2 separate regions of the Homo sapiens genome follow, and region 2 is linked to region 1. A link is an interaction called in ENCODE POLR2A ChIA-PET data of the cell type or tissue named here. Cell type or tissue: OCI-LY7. All regions are shown on one strand. Links, peaks and the distances in the headings refer to the core of each region. The heading gives the core; the rest is flanking DNA. Region 1 has its middle 17 kb from the start of SMCR2. Region 2 has its middle 17 kb from the start of PEMT.

The links. ChIA-PET counts read pairs that join two places held together with the same protein. Peaks named below come from ENCODE experiments on the same cell type or tissue, not always from the same donor. Only the 100,000 strongest peaks of a DNase experiment are listed, where the experiment ranks them.
Region 2: POLR2A ChIA-PET joins it to region 1 with 6 read pairs; 4 of 35 experiments call an interaction of 5 or more read pairs at or near these places.

Annotation. Positions count from the first base shown.
Region 1 is chr17:17,657,819-17,663,192 of GRCh38, forward strand. No RefSeq gene overlaps it. Among named protein-coding and RNA genes, the nearest start is that of SMCR2, 17 kb to the right of the region's middle. RefSeq lists an enhancer at 5,285-5,374. In OCI-LY7, for the core only: a CTCF peak has its summit at 4,198 (motif pointing left); no DNase peak of the experiment used is centred there; H3K4me3 peaks cover 256 bases.
Region 2 is chr17:17,606,471-17,611,844 of GRCh38, forward strand. No RefSeq gene overlaps it. Among named protein-coding and RNA genes, the nearest start is that of PEMT, 17 kb to the left of the region's middle. In OCI-LY7, for the core only: no CTCF peak of the experiment used is centred there; a DNase peak (open chromatin) is centred at 2,851.

The sequences.
Region 1 (5,374 bases), core at 162-5,161:
CACCCCTCCTGGTATCCTTCCCATGTCTCATGCTCTGCCTCTTCTCATTTGCAGTGGTGACCCCCCCTCAATTCCCACTGCCCCCCTGCATTGACCAAAGTCAAGTGGCCTACAGCCCCTGTCCCTACCTCCTTTTCATATGCTTTCCTGAATAGTGAGTCTGGAAACCTGAAATCATAGTCCCAGACTCCCTTGCAGCTCGGTTCTAGATGTGAACTTGGCTCTGACCATTAGATTCACTGACATGTGTGACCAGAATGCTTTCTGGTGGGAAAGTGTGGGAGAAGCTCCTCCCTGCTGCAAAGGCACGTGTCCCTACAGCAGTGTCACTGGCTCCAGCTGCAGCTTTGTGAGTGGTGAGAGGGTCTCACTCTGTTGCCCAGGCTGGCATGATCTCGGCTCACTGCAACCTCCGCCTCCCAGGTTCAAGCAATTCTCCTGCTTCAGCTTCCTGAGTAGCTAGGACTACGGACACCTGCCACCATGCTCTGCTAATTTTTGTATTTTTTGGTAGAGATGGGGTATCACCATGTTGGCCAGGCTGGTCTTGAACTCCTGACCTCAAGTGATCTGCCCATCTCGGCCTCCCAAAGTGCTGGGATTATAGGCATTGAGCCTCTGTGCCTGGCCAGCTTTTAAGAACAAAGTTTGCACCTGGGCAGTGCATGGCTCATGCCTGTAATCCCAGCACTTTGGGAGGCAGAGGCAGGAGGATCAGTTGAGGCCAGGAGCTCAAGATCAGCCTGGACAATATAGTGAAGTACCACGTCTCTACAAAAAAATTAAAAATTAGCCAGGCATGGTGGCACACACTGGCAGTCCCAGCTACTGGGGAGGCTGAGGCAGGGGGATCACTTAAGCCCAGAAGTTTAAGACTGCAGCAAGTTGTGATTGCCCACACTGCACTCCAGCCTGGGTGACAGAGCAAGACCCTGTCTCCATAAATCAATCAATCAATCAAGGTCGCACAATGTCTTTTTAGATACGACACCAAAGGGACAATCTGTGAAAGAAAGAATTAGTAAGTTGGACCTCATTAAAATAAAGAACTTCTGCTCTGCTCTACAAAAGGCTGTCAAGAGAATGAAAAGCCAAGCCAGAGACTGGGTGAAAATATTTGCCACAGACATATCTGATAAAGGGCTGTTATCCAAAATTTATGAAGAACTCTTAAAACTCAACAGTAAGAAAATGAACAATCCAGTTAAAAAATAGGGATGGATGTGGTGGCATACTGCTGTAGTCCCAGATACTAAGGAGGGTAGGGCAGGAGGATTGCTTGATCCCAGGAGTTCAAGTTCAGCCTGGGCAGCATAGCAAGACCCCATCTCTAAAAAACAAAAGATCTAAACAGACACCTCACCCAAGATACACAGAAAGCAAAAAGGCATATGAAAAGAGGCTCAACATCATACATCATCAGGTTAATGCAAATTAACACAACAGTGAGAGCCTCTACACACCTATCAGAATGGCCAAGATCCAGAATGCTGACAACATCAAATGCTGGTGAGGATGTGGAGCCACAGGAACTCTCACTCATGCTGGTGGGAATGCAAAATGATACAGCCACTTTGGAAGACAGTCTGGCAGTGTTATGGACTGAATGTTTTTGTTCTCTCAAATTTCGTATGCTGAAGCCCCAGCCCACTTTGTGACTGTATTTATTTGGAGACAGGGCCTTTATGGAGGTGATTAAGGCTAAATGAGATCATAGGGATGGGGCCCCAATCCAATAGGATGAGTGTCTTTATAAGAAGAGACATGAGAGCAAGCTCTGAGCTGGCTGCCTCTCTCTCTTCCCCACCCCACCTTGTGAGGACAAAGCGAGAAGGCAGCCATCTCTGAGCCCAGAGAAGAGCTGCGGGATTAAACCTACCTTGCCCACACTTTGATCTTGGACTTCCAGCCTCCGGAACTGTGAGAAATAAATTTCTGTTGTTTAAGCCACAAAGCCTGTGGTATTTTGTTATGGCAGCCTGAGTTAAGACACGCAATTTTCTTACAAATGAAACAGATTCTTACCATGTGATCCAACAGTCATGCCTCTTGGTATTTACCCAAATAAGTTGAAAACATATATCCACAAAAAACCCAGCACACAGATGTTTATAGCAGCTTTTTTCATAGTTGCCAAAATTTAGAAGCAACCAAGATGTCCTTCAGTAGGTGGATGGATAAATAAACCGTGGCACACCCAGACAATGAAATATTATTCAGCGCTAAAAAGAAATGAGCTAGTAAGCCACGAAAAGACATGGAGGAATATTAAATGAATTTTACTAAGTAAAAGAAGCCAATCTGAAAAGGCCACATACTGTGTGATTCTAAATATGTTACATTCTGGAAAAGGCAAAACTATGGAGACAGTAAAAAGGTCAGGGTTTGTGGCCAGGGCACAGTGGCTCACGCCTGTAATCCCAAAACTTTGGGAGGCCGAGGTGAGCAGATCACGAGGTCACAAGTTCAAGATCAGCCTGACCAATATGGTGAAACTCCATACTACTAAAAATACAAAAATTAGCCGGGCGTGGTGGTGCATACCTGTAGTCCCAGCTACTCGGGAGGCTGAGGCAGGAGAATTACTTGAACCTGGAAGGTGGAGGTTTCAGTGAGCCGAGATTGTGCCGCTGCACTCCAGCCTGGGAGACAGAGCAAGACTCTGTCTCAAAAAAAAAAAAAAAAAAAAAAAAAGTCAGGGTTTATGGGGAAGATGAATAGGCAGAGCACAGAGAAATTGCAAGGCCGTGGAACAAGTCAGTATGACCCATGGCATTATAACTACAGATGAACAACACCAAGAGGGACCCTAACCTAAGCCACGGACTTCCAGTGATAATGATGTGTCGATGTAGGTTCAGGACTGGAACAAATGTACCATCTGGCGGGGGGTGCTGACAATGGGGGTGGGGAGCTGTGCACATGTGGGGGCAGCAAGGACATGGGAAATCTCTGCAACTTCCACTCAGTTTGGCTGTGAATCTAAAACTGCTCCAACAAGAAAGAAAGTCTATTAAAAAAAATACATACATACATAAAGAGCAAAAGTTGATTTCTTGCTCATGCTACGTCTGACCAGGGAGCAGGAAGACACTACATGGTGCAGCCAGTCTGGGTCCAGGCTGACTGAGATTCTGTTTTGATGGGGTCTCACCAGCTCAGGGAAAGGAAAGTGAAGAATTGCACACCAACTCCGGAAGCTGCTTCCGGGAAGTGACATCCTCATTTCTGCTCACATTTCATTGGCCAAAGCAAGTTACAGACAGCCTTGACCTTGAAGCGCGTGAAGAAGCGCACTTCACCTTGGCTGGTGCCAGGAAGGAGAACTGGGGTGCTCATGCCCTCCATGGACCACCACATTCTGCTAAAAACACTCAGCATGGTGTGCACTGAGCCCTGCCTCACACACATGCGCACGTGCACACACACACACACACACACACACACGAGCATACGCACACACCCCTCCTGGTCAAGCCCCTGACGCTTTTGCCTGGTCTTTCCTCAGCAGCTGAGAACAAGGGCCCTCAGTTTTGGATGCGAAGCATTTCCAGATCGGTTGATCAAATATTTACTGAGAAATTACCAGCTGGGCACAGTGGCTCATGCCTGTAATCCCAGCACTTTGGAAGGCCGAGGCAAGTGGATCATCTGAGGTCTGGAGTTCAAGACCAGCCTGGCCAACATGGTGAAACCCTATCTCTACTAAAAATACAAACATTTGCTGGGCGTGGTGGCATGCGCCTATAATCCCAGCTACTCAGGAGGCTGAGGCAGGAGAATCATTTGAACCCAGGAGGCGGAGGTTGCAGTGAGCTGAGATCGCGCCATTGCACTCCAGCCTGGGCTACAAGAGCAAAACTCCATCTCAAAACAAAACAAAAACAAAAACATAAACAAAAAAGAAAATAAACTACTATATTCACGGCAAAGACAGATTAAGGACAAGGCAGTTGAAAATGAAATGACAGGACCTGAAGAAAAGTGTGTTTCCCAGAGCTGCTCTCACGAGCTCTCCGGGAGGTGGGAGGGTCACTCAGCCCCAAGCTTTGTGAGATGTTGGGTGTTGGTGTGTGGCCAGGTATATTTACGTATAATTTACATACAATTAAACTCATCAATTTTTAGCATACAATTCTATGGATTTTGACAAATGTGTCAAATCACATAACTGCCTCAAGCCCCCTTGTGGTCAGGTCAGCCTTTTCCCCATCCCCAGTTCCTGGCAACCGCTGATTAGTTTTCTGTCCCTATCATTTTGTCACTCCCGGAATGTCACATAATAGAATCCTGCAGCCTACAGCCTTTCAAGGCTGGCTACTTTTGCTCAGCATAATCCACTTAAGATTCACTGATATTTTTGTACGTACCAGTAGCTTGTTCCTTTTTTTTGAGACGGAGTTTCACTCTTGTGGCCCAGGCTGGAGTGCAATGGCACGATCTCAGCTCACTGCAACCTCCGCTTCCTGCGTTTAAGCGATTCTCCTGCCTCAACCTCCCAAGCAGCTGGGATTACAGGCATGCACCACCAAGCCTGGCTAATTTTGTATTTTTAGTAGAGACAGGGTTTCTCCATGTTGGTCAGGCTGGTCTCAAACTCCTGATCTCAGTGATCTGCCCGCCTTGGCCTCCCAAAGTGCTGGGATTACAGGCATGAGCCACCGCGCCTGGCCATTTGTTCCTTTTTATTGACAAATACTATTTCCTTGTCTGGACATACCGCATGTTGCCTCTCCATTCATCAGTGGATGAACAATGGGCTGTTTTCACCAGTGCACTTGCCTTGGAATCCACAAACTGCAAATGGCAGTGGCCTTGCCCATCCCACCCACACCGCTGCAGTGCGCGGCCTGCTCGTTGGGCCACAGATACATGAACCTCCACCTGCCTCAGGGCCTCTGCACTTACTGTTGCGATGCTTGCGATGCTCTTCCCATGACTCTGGCCTCCTTCCTCAGAACCTCTGCTCATAAGTCACCTCTCTGACCACCCTGTCCTCAGTTTCCACCCCATCACTCTCTGTGCCCTCCTCCTGCTGTTCCTTCTCCCAGCACCCACTGGAGTCTCTGGTTTTGTTTGCTTGTTTGTGTATTGTCCATCTCCCACCAGACTGGAGACTGGAGACCCTCAGCGGAGGAAGTCTCTGTTCATGGCTGTATCCCCAGGGCCTGACACAGAGTGGACTCTAAATATGAGTTGAGTGAGCAGCTGCTGGTACAGGATCACAGGAGGATTAAATGAAATAGCGAGTGTGAGTGCCCTTTGCAACCTGCTGTGCTTATTGAGGGGGAAACAGGCTGAGAAAGGTGCAGTGACCAACCCAGGGCCACCAGGTCAGAGCGATAGACACCCAGGCCTACACCCCTCCCTGGGC
Region 2 (5,374 bases), core at 195-5,194, 51 kb before region 1:
TAAAGTGTTTTTCTAGGAAAGATCTGCTCTTGCTCCAAACATCTGTGCTGCTGCTGTTGCCTTGTATGTATGCGGGAATAGCTAAAGCCAGTTCCTTGGAAATGGAACTACATGCTTTTTCTTCCAGTCACTACACATAAATGACTTCTACTTTTCCACTTCCTAGTCAGACTTCTCCTTCAGACTCTGAACTCTATCCACCCGCTGGACTCCTCTGAGGAGCTCTTACAGGCACCTCACCCCATCTCCTCCTACTCCTTCCCCTCCACTCCCTATTTCTTGACCCCAGCCCTCCCCCATCCTAGGTCCCAGTCACCCTAACCAGACATCCAGGCGCCACTCAGACCCCTCCCTCTTGCTCCCTGTCACGACTAATCAGTCATCGACTCCCGTAATTGTTCCTCTGAAATAGCACTGCTCAGGCTTCATCAGCTGGCACCTGGACAATCCAGACAGCTGGCTTTCTCAAGCTTCCATCCTTTCCAAAGCACCCTCCACCCAGGAGCAGGTGACTCCCTTGCTCAAAACCTTGCAATGACTCCCTACTGCCCAAACCAAAATCCCATCTTCCCAGGCTGGTGTATGAGACCCTTCCATGAATCAGTTCTTTCATTTATTGATTTGCTCATTCATTCAATTTTCTGAGCATCTACTATGTGTGAGAGACTGGCAAGCGTCTACTGAGCATCTACCATGTGTGAGACAAGCCAAGCAGGTGACCAGTGGGACAGTAGGGGCCTGTGGGGGACAATGGAAACAGAGAGGAGGGGACCAAATCCAGGAGAAGGTGGTCACCCTGTACCCACCCCAACTCCAGCCATTTAAATTATCTCCAGTTCCCAGAATGCACCATGCTCTTTCATGTCTGGGGAACTTTGCAAACCCACTGAAAACTCTTCTCCTGTCACCCTTTTTGCAAACTCCTTCAAGCCTTCACAACCTGGTTGAACTGTCTTGTCCTGTGCAAAGCCTCCCCCCAATGCAGAGTTGATTCTGTCAGTCCTGCCTTTGAGCCCCCACAGCCTAGCAGAGACCTCATTACAATGTTGATCTCATCCAGTTACTGTTTTTTTGGTTTTGTTTGTTTGAGACAGAGTCTTGCTCTGTCACTCAGGCTGGAGTGCAATGGCGTGATCTTGGCTCATTCCAACCTCTGTCTCCTGGGTTCAAGCAATTCTCCTGCCTCAGCCTCCCAAATAGCTGGGATTACAGGCATGCACCACCACACCTGGCTAATTTTTGTATTTTTAGTAGAGATGGGGTTTCACCATGGTGGCCAGGCTGGTCTCAAACTCCTGACCTCAAGTAATCCATCTGCTTCGGCCTCCCAAAGTGCTAGGATTACAGGTGTGAGCCACCACACCTGGCTCATTCAGTTATTGTTTTAACTATGATGATCTTTATGGAAAATGAAATGCCGTGTTGGTTTTACTTTCTGATGGTACAGACACATCAGGGAACCACAAGTGCCTCTCCCCCAACTCCCTGCACCTCCCACCTCCACCAAGGAGAAAGCAATTTTTCCCATCTAAACTTCTGGCATGTGCTAACTCTGGTTCTCAAGCAGGGCTGATTTTTTTTTTTCTTTTGAGATGGAGTCTCACTCTGTCTCCCAGGCTGGAGTGCAGTGGCGTGATTTCGGCTCACTGCAACCTCCGCCTCCTGGGTTTAAGCGATTCTCCTGCTTTAGCCTCCCAAGTAGCTGGGGTTACAGGTGCACGCCACCACGCCCGGCTAATTTTTTGTATCTGTGGTAGAGATGGGGTTTCACCATGTTGACCAGGCTGGTGTCAAACTCCTGACCCCCTGATCTGCCTGCCTCGGCCTCCCAAAGTGCTGGGATTACAGGTGTGAGCCACTGCGTGGGGCTGATTTTGGCACACACACACACACACACACACACACACACACCCTAGGGACATTCTTCAAAGTCTGGACACACTTTTGATTGTCACAGCTGGGTGGGGATGGGGGTGCTATGGACATCTAGTGGGTAGAGGCCAAGGAAGCTGCTAAAAGTCTACAATGTGCAGGGGCCGGTCGCGGTGGCTCACGCCTGTAATCCCAGCACTTTGGGTGGCCAAGGCGGGTGGATCACGAGGTCAGGAGATCGAGACCATCCTGGCTAACACAGTGAAACTCCGTCTCTACTGAAAATACAAAAAATTAGCTGGGTGAGGTGGTGGGCGCCTGTAGTCACAGCTACTCGGGAGGCTGAGGCAGGAGAATGACATGAACCTGGGGGGTGGAGCCTGCAGTGAGCTGAGATCACACCACTGTACTCCAGCCTGGGTGACAGAGCAAGACTCCATCTCAAAAAAAAAAAAAAAAAAAAAAAAAAATTCTACAATGTGCAGGACAGCCCTCACAACCAACAATTATCCAACCCAAAATAGAACAGTGCCAAGGCTGAGAAACTGTCCAAATTATAGGTGGAAATATAGTTGTGTGTGTGTGTTTCGGCATTAGAGGGCATTCCCGGGCCTAGGTGGGCTCTGGAGATGGCCCATGCTCAGGTTTTTATGCCGGGAAGGTGCAGGTGCATGGAGGACATTGGCCAGCTGGGCTGTGAGGAGGAGCTGTAGGCAGGTGCTTGCAGAGATGAAGAAGGGAGCCCTCGGTCTGGCTGAATCCCTGGATGGATCATGGGGCCTGTGGGCTCCTCAAGGGGAGGAGACCTGCCCTCCCTTGAATCCAAGCTGGGAGATGGTGGTGCCTCCCAGGAGGGTAAGTGGGCACCTCGCTGCCTTCCACCTCTGAAGGGCCAAGTGGTGCCCAGGATATCCATGTTTTGGCTTCTTCCTGGGCACATGTGGAGACTCCATTTCCCAGGGCCCCTTGCAGGTAGGTGTGGCCACATGACAGGTTCCAGCCAATGGAGTGTGATAGGAAGTAATGTCACCACTCCAGGCCTGGCCATGGAATTCTCGCACCACCCAGGCTCTCTCCTTCCCAGTAGTATCCTAGCTGAGCCAGAGGACGCTGAAGGCCTACAGGGCAGCAGAGCCACAGACGGAAGGAGCCTGGGTGCTTGAGTGACTATGCAGCCTCCCCGGCCTGCCATCCCGTCTGGTTGGACTGTGACATGAAACAGATGTGAAATAGATCTTCATCGTGTAGAGCCGTGGGCCTTCGAGCTTTACTTGTTACAGCAACTAATTTTATTTAACTAATACTGGTGGGTCAGCAGGAACGTCCAAGGTGAAAGACAAAATTCCCCTTCAGTTTTTCAGGGCTGTTTAACTCCTAAGATCCAGGGCTGATCCTTAATTATTCCACCCTCCTCGCCCACCCCATTCTCCATTAGACTCTTGTAGTTTTTGCCAACCTTGGCAAGTGGGGCCTTGAGTAGGCCTTAATTTGATCCTTAAAAGTAAAGGGATTTCTTCCACCCTGAGAGTTGTGTGATAGTTTGTACCAGTTACAAAATTTGTGTTCTTTTTCTTGATGGACTGTGAGCCCCTTGAGGGGAAGGCCTGGGCCTGATTTGCGGATGTCACAAAGGCCCAGTAGTGGGCTGGGTAGGCAGCAATCTTGAGGAACTATTTGTGGAAATCTCTGAGCATGTGATGCCCCTGATTGGCCAGATCATTCTGCCTTTATGGTGTTTGGTATGGTTGTTTTTTTTTTTTGAGACCCGGGTCTCACTCTGTTGCCCAGGCTGGAATACAGTGGTGCAGTCACAGCTCTCTATAGCCTCCACCTCCTAGGCTCAAGCACTTCTCCCAACTCATCTTGGAATACAGTGGTGCAGTCACAGCTCTCTATAGCCTCCACCTCCTAGGCTCAAGCACTTCTCCCAACTCATCTGGGACTACAGGCATGCACCACCATGCACAGCTAATATTCTTATTTTTTTTTATAGAGATGGGAGTCTCGCTATGATGCCCAGGCTGGTCTCGAACTCCCGAGCTCAAGTGATCTGACCTCCCAAAGTGCTGGAATTACAGGCATGAGCCACCGCGCCCTGTCTTCCTTTGTTTGTGTTGATTACGAATACATTCACTTGCAAAAAATAACAAAAAAAACCCCCAGAAAATCCGATCAACAGAGACGTAAACAAATAGGTGTTTCGTTGTGTGTGTGTTTTTTTGTTTTTTTTTGTTTTTCATGGAACACAAGCTCGAAGCAGGCAGTTGCAAGCATGAGGGAACTTGACTTTGCCATCCCTATACTGACCTTTTTATTCTGATGCTTCGGCCTCATAGGCACAAGATGGCTGCCATAGCTCTAATCATCACACTGGGGCTCGAGGCAAGCAAAGGTGAGAGAAATGTCTAGGGCCATGCTAACTGTATCTGTCTCTTCATCAGGGCAGCAAAAGCTTTTCCAGAAATCCCCCCAGCAGACTTCCACTTTAAGAGTGATTGGCCTGAATTGGGTCAAATGTCTAGTACAAGAGGCTAGGAAGTTAAAACAGTCATGATTGGCTTAGAACACTGATTCACAAATGAATCTGTAGGGGTGGGTTGCCCCTCCACACCTGTGGGTGTTTCTCGTAAGGTGGAACGAGAGACTTAGGAAAGAAAAAGACACAGAGACAAAGTGTAGAGAAAGAAATAAGGGGACCCGGGGAACCAGCGTTCAGCATATGGAGGATCCCGCCAGCCTCTGAGTTCCCTTAGTATTTATTGATCATTCGTGGGTGTTTCTCCGAGAGGGGGATGTGTCAGGGTCACAAAACAATAGTGGGGAGAGGGTCAGCAGACAAACACGTGAACAAAGGTCTTTGCATCATAGACAAGGTAAAGGATTAAGTGCTGTGCTTTTAGATGTGCATACACATAAACATCTCAATGCTTTACAAAGCAGTATTGCTGCCCGCAGGTCCCACCTCCAGCCCTAAGGCGGTTTTTCCCTATCTCAGTAGATGGAGCATACAATCGGGTTTTATACCGAGACATTCCATTGCCCAGGGACGGGCAGGAGACAGATGCCTTCCTCTTGTCTCAACTGCAAGAGGCATGCCTTCCTCTTATACTAATCCTCCTCAGCACAGACCCTTGCTGTCGGGCTGGGGGACGGTCAGGTCTTTCTCTTCCCACGAGGCCATATTTCAGACTGTCACATGGGGAGAAACCTTGGACAATACCTGGCTTTCCTAGGCAGAGGTCCCTGCGGCCTTCCGCAGTTTTTGTGTCCCTGGGTACTTGAGATTAGGGAGTGGTGATGACTCTTAAGGAGCATGCTGCCTTCAAGCATTTGTTTAACAAAGCACATCTTGCACCGCCCTTAATCCATTTAACCCTGAGTTTGACACAGCACATGTTTCAGAGAGCACGGGGTTGGGGGTAAGGTCATAGAATCTCAAGGCAGAAGAATTTTTCTTAGTACATAACAAAATGGAGTCTCCCATGTCTACTTCTTTCTACAC